Linked DNA regions of Homo sapiens: region 1 is linked to region 2. The links are chromatin contacts, found by POLR2A ChIA-PET in ENCODE. All regions are on one chromosome and are shown on one strand. Each heading gives the region's core, a stretch centred on a gene start or an enhancer-like site at or near the end of the contact. The rest is flanking DNA. Distances are from core to core; before and after follow the strand shown.

Region 1 (3,669 bases), core at 580-3,079, 240 kb before region 2:
CCTTCTCAGCTGAACCATTGTTCTCTCATCCTCAGGTTCCTTTTCCACTCCAACTCTGACCACAATGCCAGGAAAGTCTGTGTCCACGCTCCTCACCAGTTTTCCCCTCCAGCAAAAAGGAGATGGTAGGCCAGGTGCAATGATTCACACCTGCAGTCCTAGCACTTTGGGAGGCAGAGGCAGGAGGATCACTTGAGCCCAGAAGTTCAAGACCAGCCTGGGCAACACAGCAAGACTCTGTCTCTACAAAAATGTTTTTTAAAAAGAAAAAAAAAAAGAGGGAGAGATGGTAATGCCTACCATGGATGAGACGGTGTACGAAATACCCCCACATGGTGCCAGCATGGAGAAACTCATGCTCAGAAAGCTGCATATCACTATGTTTGAGAGCTTGGGTTCTGGGCCAGCCAGGTCTGAGTTCAAATCCCAGCCCTGCCACTAACTAGATATGTAAGCCTGGACATGTTACCACTGCCAAAGGAGAAAATAGAACAATCTTGCCTCATGGCATCCCTATAAGACTCAACAAGCTCTTGTGTTCCTGGCACATGGTAGATGCTCATTAAATACGTGCGTAGGTAAATGAATAATTGACCAACTGTTGGCTATTTTTATTACTATGGTTAAAATGATTATTTATTGGCATCAAGAACTTGTGAGATAAATAGTTGTGTTTCCTGTTAGTAGAAAATTAATGCACACCCTCTGTGGAAAACAGCAAGGTGGCTCCTTAAAAAGTTAAGTACAGAATTCCATATGACTTGGCAATTCTACTCCTAGGTATCTACCCAAGAGAGAAATGAAAACATATGTCCACCCCAAAACTTGAACACATATGTTCATAGTAGCATGATTCACAACATCCAAAAGGTGAATGGGTAAACAAAAAAAAATCCATACAGTGAAATGAATTCAGCCCTAATGACCAACCTGGACAACATAGCAAGACCCCATCTCTACAAAAATAAAAATAAAAATTAGCTGGGCATGGTGGTGCGTGCCTGCAGTTCCAGCTACTCGGGAGGCTGAGGCAGGAGGAGAATCACTCGAGCCCAGGATTTCAAGGCTGTAATGAGTTATGGCTACACCACTGCACTCCAGCCTCTGGGTGACAGGGTAAGACCCTGTCTCAAAAAAAAAAAAAAAAAAAAAAGAATGAAACTGATTCCTACTACAACGTGAATGAACTTCAAAAACATTATGCTGAGTAAAAGAAAACAGACACAAAAAGATCACATTTTATGTGGTTCTCTTTCTATGATGTACCCAGAATAGGCAAATACATAGAGACAGAAAGCAGATTCGAGGTTACCAGCGGATGGGAGGAGGAGGGAAATGGGAAGTGATTACTCAATGGGTACAGAGTTTTTTTATGAGGTGACTAAAAATTTTGAAACTGGAAAATGCTGGTGGTTGCCCAACATGGTGAATACACTAAATACCACTGATTGTTCACTTGTAAATGGTTAATTATATGTTACATGAATTTCACCTCCATTTTAAAAAGATGATATAAAAGCAAGCTACAATTATATGTCTATATATCATCATGTTCTCTATAAAGCATGTTTATCTACTTTCTCTCATTAAAATTTCCTAGTCCAAAGGCCCATAAGATGATGGGGAAACTGAAGCTCCAACAGGAGCTGGGCCCTCCTCCAGGCTCAAGGGCTGTGCAGCTCCAAGCTCAGAACAGCAAGCCACTCCCAGGTGTGGCCCCAGGAGGTCCTGATCCAGGGTGGTGTCTGTGACTGGAGCCTGATCTGTGTAATTCCAGGTGGGGGCACCCTGGGGCCAAGAGGCCTCACTCCAGGCTGACTCACAGCACCACCCTTTTTTCCATCCTGGAGTTCCCTATCTGGCTTCTCTGATGGGGTACACAGAATATCCCCTCCCTCCACTGGATGAGGGGAGGGCAAGAGGCTTAAGCATCTACTACATGACAGCCCCTGCTGGGGCACTACTCCTCGGTCTGTTTGGAGTCTCAGAACCAGGCAGGATGGTGCTCAGGAAACTGATGCTCTGAGGGGGAGGAGAAGGGAGGAGGAAGGAGAAAAAAGAGAGACCAGGCGCTGTAGCTCACGCCTGTAATCCCAGCACTTTGAGAGGCCAAGGCAGGAGAATCACTTAAGGTCAGGAGTTCAAGACCAGCCTGGCCAATATGGTGCAGCCCCGTCTCTACTGAAAAAAAAAAATACAAAAATTAGCCAGGTGTGGTGGTGCACACTTGTAGTCTCAGCTACTCGGGAGGCTGAGACAGGAGAATCACTTGAACTCGGGAGGCAGAGGTTGCAGTGAGCTGAGATCATGCCACTGCACTCCAGCCTGGGTGACAGAGTGAGACTCTGTCTAAAAAGAAGAGGAAGAAAAAGAAGAAGGTGGAGGAGGAGGAGGGGGATGGGGAGGAGAAGAAGGAGAAGGAGGAGAAGGAGAAGAAGAAAGAAGTAGAAGGAGGAGGAGAGAAAGAAGAAGAGAAGGGAGGAGGGGGAAAGAGGAGTAGAGAGAGAAGTAGAAGGAGGAGGAGAAGAGGGAGGAAGAAGAAAGGAAAGGAGGAAAAGAGAAAGAAAAACATATATTAAAAAGGCAGAAGAGAAACCCTTACTAATGCCTATCCATATTATTTTTTTTTTAATTTTTTTAGAGACAGAATCTCACTCTGTTGCCCATGCTGGATGCAATGGCACAATCATAGCTCTCTGCAGCCTCAACCTCTTGGACTCAAGCAATCCTCCTACCTCAGCCTCCTAAGTAGCTGGGACTATAGGCACGCACCACCACACCTGGCTAATTTTTTAAATTTTTTGTAAAGATAGAGTCTTGCTCTGTTGCCCAGGCTGGTCTTGAACTCCTGGGCTCAAGTGATCCTCCTGCCGTGGCCTCCCAAAGTGCTGAGACTGCAGGCATGAGTCACTGCACGTGGCCTCTTATCCACATTATATTATTCAGGCTTCACAACTGCACCCATTTTACAGATCAAAACCTGAGATCCAGAGAGGCTAGATAAATGGCTGGGGTCTCACAGCAAGCATGTGCCAAGGCCAGAATTTGAAGCCAACCCACCTCAGTCCTGGCCCAGGGCTCTTCCCACAAGTTGGTATTCATCCCTCAGAAGAGTCAATTCTCCCTCCCAAGGTCTAGGTTTTCCCCTTAGTTCAACAGGGATCGTCATCCCTTCACAAATGTAATAACGGGAGACAACAAGGCATTGAGAGGGAATAGCTGTGGAAGGGGAAGATGGCAGCTTCTTTCACAGCTCCTGGGTGGCAGCCCTGGAGATGGTCCCCAGATGCGTGTTTGTAGAGGCAAAGCTGGGACAGAGATCCTAAAATTCCTGGAATCTCCCACTTTTTTTTTTTTTTTAAGAGACTAAGCCTTGCTCTGTCACCCAGGCTGGAGTACAGCAGTGGTGCAATCATAGCTCACTGCAGCCTCCATCTGCTGGGCTCAAGCAATCCTCTCACCTCAGCCTCCTGAGTAGCTGGGACTGCAGGCATGCACCACAACACCCAGCTAATATTTTTAAATGCTTTTGTACAGATGGGGTCTTGCTAGATTACCCAGGCTGGTCTTAAACTCCTGAGCTCAAGTGATCCTCCCATCTCAGCCACCCAAGTAGCCGAGACTACAGGTGCACATCACTGCCACTGGGTAATTATTTATTTTTTTCGA
Region 2 (3,996 bases), core at 679-3,178:
GCTGAACTGTAGTTTTTATCTTCATTTTGGAGTTAGTCATGTTCTTTGGTCTCTGAATGGCCTTCTGGGCGTGGGGTCTGGGACAGCCTGCACACCTTTCAATATCCTTGACTGCCTGCTACTTCACTGCACAGGGCTCCAGATGCCCCTCACTGGCTGTCTGTGTCCCAGGCACCTTGGATGTTGGCCAGGCCCTAGGGACCCAGGCTCTGAGGAGATAGCGATTCTGTTCATTTTGGATTAGCCATGGCACCCAGCCATCATTTACAACATTCTTCCCTGGGAACCTGGCAGAGAAGTCCCAATGATTGGCTCGATGAACATTTGGAGCACGATCCTCTCCTGAGCTGTTGGCTGCCTGTGGTATATTGAGATTTCTGCAAAAACAGTGGGAAAGGGGAACAAAATTAGCCCTGGATTTCTGGGCCAGTTCTTTTAGTGTCATCCTCCCACACCTAACCTTCCAGGTGGCAAGATAACCAAGCTTCGCTTGAGTTCAGTGCTTGCTGCAAAAATCACATACCAACATTCCTCTTCTCATCCCCTTTTGGAGTGGAGAGGAAGCAAATGGGCCCATTCACATGAGGTGTTTCCACCTAGCTGGCAGACAGCATCTTGAGGGCTGGGTGCCTGTCGTCCAGATGTGTCCAGAGCAGCCACAGTCTCTCTCCTCTGCTGTGAACTGCACGTCCAGACCTTTATCAGTTACAGCTGCAGAAATGCAAGGGAACAAGAACATTTCGCCTTGGCGTTTATGTTTTGCTCAACACAGAAATGTTTAGTTTCAGAGTATGAGAAAATCATTACATTTGCGAAAACTCAGACTCATGGTATGTCCTAGCATGGTGCTCCATTTCTTAATTGTTCCTGATTGTGCTATCCAGGAGCCCCCAGCCCTCAGTCTACTCATTAGCCTACAAAAAGACACTTAGCGTTTTGGGGATTCCAGGGAATCGTATGCCAGGAAACGGTGAAGACCAAATATGTATTTCACAATATCACATGCTACAACTTGGATGAATCTTAAGACATTATGCTAAGAGAAAGAAGTCAGACACAAAAGGGCAAATATTGTGATTCAACTTACATGAGATACCAAAAATGGTCAAATACATACACAAAAAATAGTGGTTACCACGAGCAGGAGGATTAAGGAGTTACTGTTGAGTGGGTAGAGTTTCTTTTTGGAATGATGCAAAAGTTCCAGAGGAGGATAATGATGATGGTAGCACAACAGTGTAAATGTACTTAAAGCCACTGAATTGTACACCTAAAAATGGTTAAAATGGCGGATTTTAGGTTCTGTGTATTTTACAATAAACATTTAAAATATAGGTGTGCTTTACCCCTTCCGGGTCGCTAGCTTGGGGACACCTTACTATCAGTCATATCCACTAGAGACTAACGAGTGGTGCCTGCACGAGTCGGCTAAAGCTCTTACACTCTGCCATGGCGGTTAAATTTTTGGCTGATTTTTCTTTTGGCAAGAGGACATAGCTGTCTGCTTTCCTGCTATCGAGTTGCCAGCTGTTGCTTCCTGTCTTGTACCTTTAACTGCTACTCTCCTTTTAATGGTCTGCTTATGATCTGGTGTCCTGGGAACTGAGATAAGCCTGCCAGTGGCCTTACCCGGTGCCACCCTGCTGGGTCTACCCAGTGCCACCCTCCTAGGACTTCTGGTTTGGGCTCAGGTAGCCAGGAGCCCTTAAAACAACCACTCTAGTGTCTTTAACAAGCGAAACTGTATGGTTTCAGGCTTGTTTTTTAGCTTCGGTTTTTATATTGGCACCTGAGGTTCAGCTAATCTTTTTCTGAGTTAAAGATGAGCTTATTTATTTATTTTTTTCTTTCAGCCTGGATGTCACTGTTTTGAGTGGTGCTGCCATTGGCCTCCTTGAACTTTTAGCATCGACAGTAGTCGGCTGTTGTGGAGACACCCAGGTGTGCACTTGGTGTGGTCTGGCAGGAAGCACCCTTTCAGGGGCACTTAACTCCAAGAGGAGTTAAGAGAGTAGGACATTAACTACCAGCAGTGTGAGCAGAGTTACCCTCCTTCTGTTGCTGCAATCCTTTCACATCCGAAATTGTGAGACCTAAAACTAGACTTTTGGTTTGGGGATGTTTCAGGCTTTTCTTTTCTTTCTTTCTTTCTTTTTTTTTTTTTTTTTTTTTTTTTTTTTTTTTTTTTTGAGACGGAGTCTTGATCTGTCACCTAGGCTGGAGTGCAGTGGCACCATCTCAGCTCACTGCAAGCTCCGCCTCCCAGGTTTATACCATTCTCCTGCCTCAGCCTCCTCAGTAGCTGGGACTACAGGTGCCCGCCACCACGCCCAGCTAATTTTTTGTATTTTTAGTACAGACGGGGTTTCACCATGTTAGCCAAGATGGTCTCGATCTCCTGACCTCGTGATCCGCCCGCCTCGGCCTCCCAGAGTGTTGGGATTACAGGCGTGAGCCACTGCGCCCGGCCCAGGCTTTTCAACGAAACATCTACAGTTGTTTTCTCATTTGCTCACGATGCCCTATTAGGCAGGTAGTTTTCCCCGTAGTCCATTGTGTGGTCCAAATTAGTGCCAAGGGCTTCTGGGTCTAGCATTTCCAGCAGCAGAGGCAGACCCTTTGGGGTGTAGATAAGTCATCTGAGTCTGCAGCCGTAATTGAGTGTCATGAAGGCACCTCCAGATGGCTGTGAAATGAAGCTCTTTTGTTTTTGGCCTATGAGAGTTGTATAACTTCTGAGAATTCCAGGATACAGAGAACACCAGGGTGGGATCATTAAGTATGGTGGGATGTTGTGATAACTAGGGGGTCTCCTTTTGGCTTGCTTTCCCAATTAAAGGTGGAACATATTTGTAAAATGAAAAATGTGGCTTTGATTAGCTGAGTGGCTATCATTCAGCACTGCTTACAGTTTATTTAGGGAATCATTTTGTCACTACGTAGCAAAATAACTGGTATAGTGGAAGGAATTACCATCCTTTTGGCTGTAAGAATGTAAACCTAAGGATTGCTGACATCATAACCTGCCTGAAGGGTAGAGTCAAGGATGACTGAACCTTCGTTTGACTCAGGAAGATATACATAAGCTTCTTAAAATCAATGTCTAGGCAAAGTAGTACAGCATGCAAACCACTGAAGTCGTATGGGATTGCTTAATGAGCTGCTCTTTTACATATGTACATTAATTCTCAAAGGCATATTCAGTCGTTTTTCATTATCTTTAAAGATGATAGTATAAAGATGCTATCACCAAATGGAAGCTGTGGTTTTAAGTAAGCCACAAGCCCCTGTGTTCAAAATAGTTATATATCAGGGGAACCAGCTTTAGAGCAATTTGCACATAAATGAGATGTTCCAGTGGAGAATGTGTATTCTCTGGGTGGACTGTTATCCTGTTCAGTGCATAATACGGAGGCAATGAGAAGAGATTAGGAACCACAGAGCCTCACTTGTGAAAGTCATAAGGAGTAGGAATTTTTAAAGTGCCATCCCATCTGCCACCTACATTTCTTTTTTCCATAGGGTTTACCATCTCCTAATTTTAGTTGTTATTTTCATTCTTGATTGTCTATCTGTTCCTGTGAACCCACAAGGGCAGATGTCTTTGTGTTGAATCTCCTGAGCCCACAGTCTCCCAAGAGATGTAGTAGGATGAGTCAGAACTCCCAGTATTTTCACCTAAACCAGGAAAATTTCAAATGATGGGGATACTGAGTCATCCCCAGGCACCTGCTGTTTGGCTAGCCTCAACTAGGAGCTGATTTGCAGTCTGTTCTTCACCTTAACACCATCTCCTTATAGGCCTACTCCAGGAGCAGGGCATAACAAGTCAGGAGCAGGCCCAGTAGACACATGTTAGGAACAGGATCGGGGTGGTGGTGGTGGGTGATAAGCAATGGTCAGGTCACAGTTACCATAACCCATTGACTTGGGGGTTTTGCAGGGTCTGAAGTGCCATCATACCCACTTCTTTCCATCTGGGACCAGTAAAAAAAA

What was found. ChIA-PET counts read pairs that join two places held with the same protein, here RNA polymerase II (POLR2A).
Region 1: POLR2A ChIA-PET joins it to region 2 with 14 read pairs in activated T-cell. The contact joins two enhancer-like sites. POLR2A ChIA-PET finds 5 or more read pairs at or near these places in 5 of 52 experiments (A673, CD4-positive, alpha-beta T cell, T-cell and 2 more).

Annotation. Positions count from the first base shown.
Region 1 is chr19:15,531,076-15,534,744 of GRCh38, reverse strand. All of the region lies in intron 4 of CYP4F22 (cytochrome P450 family 4 subfamily F member 22), which reads right to left. Among named protein-coding and RNA genes, the nearest start is that of CYP4F22, 24 kb to the right of the region's middle. Within about 2 kb of position 1,829, at least 3 of the 41 ENCODE cell types and tissues checked have a DNase peak (open chromatin) inside an H3K27ac peak, as active enhancers do.
Region 2 is chr19:15,290,971-15,294,966 of GRCh38, reverse strand. The region is part of intron 1 of BRD4 (bromodomain containing 4); the gene reads left to right. Among named protein-coding and RNA genes, the nearest start is that of BRD4, 40 kb to the left of the region's middle. RefSeq lists an enhancer at 1,570-1,629. Within about 2 kb of position 1,928, at least 14 of the 41 ENCODE cell types and tissues checked have a DNase peak (open chromatin) inside an H3K27ac peak, as active enhancers do.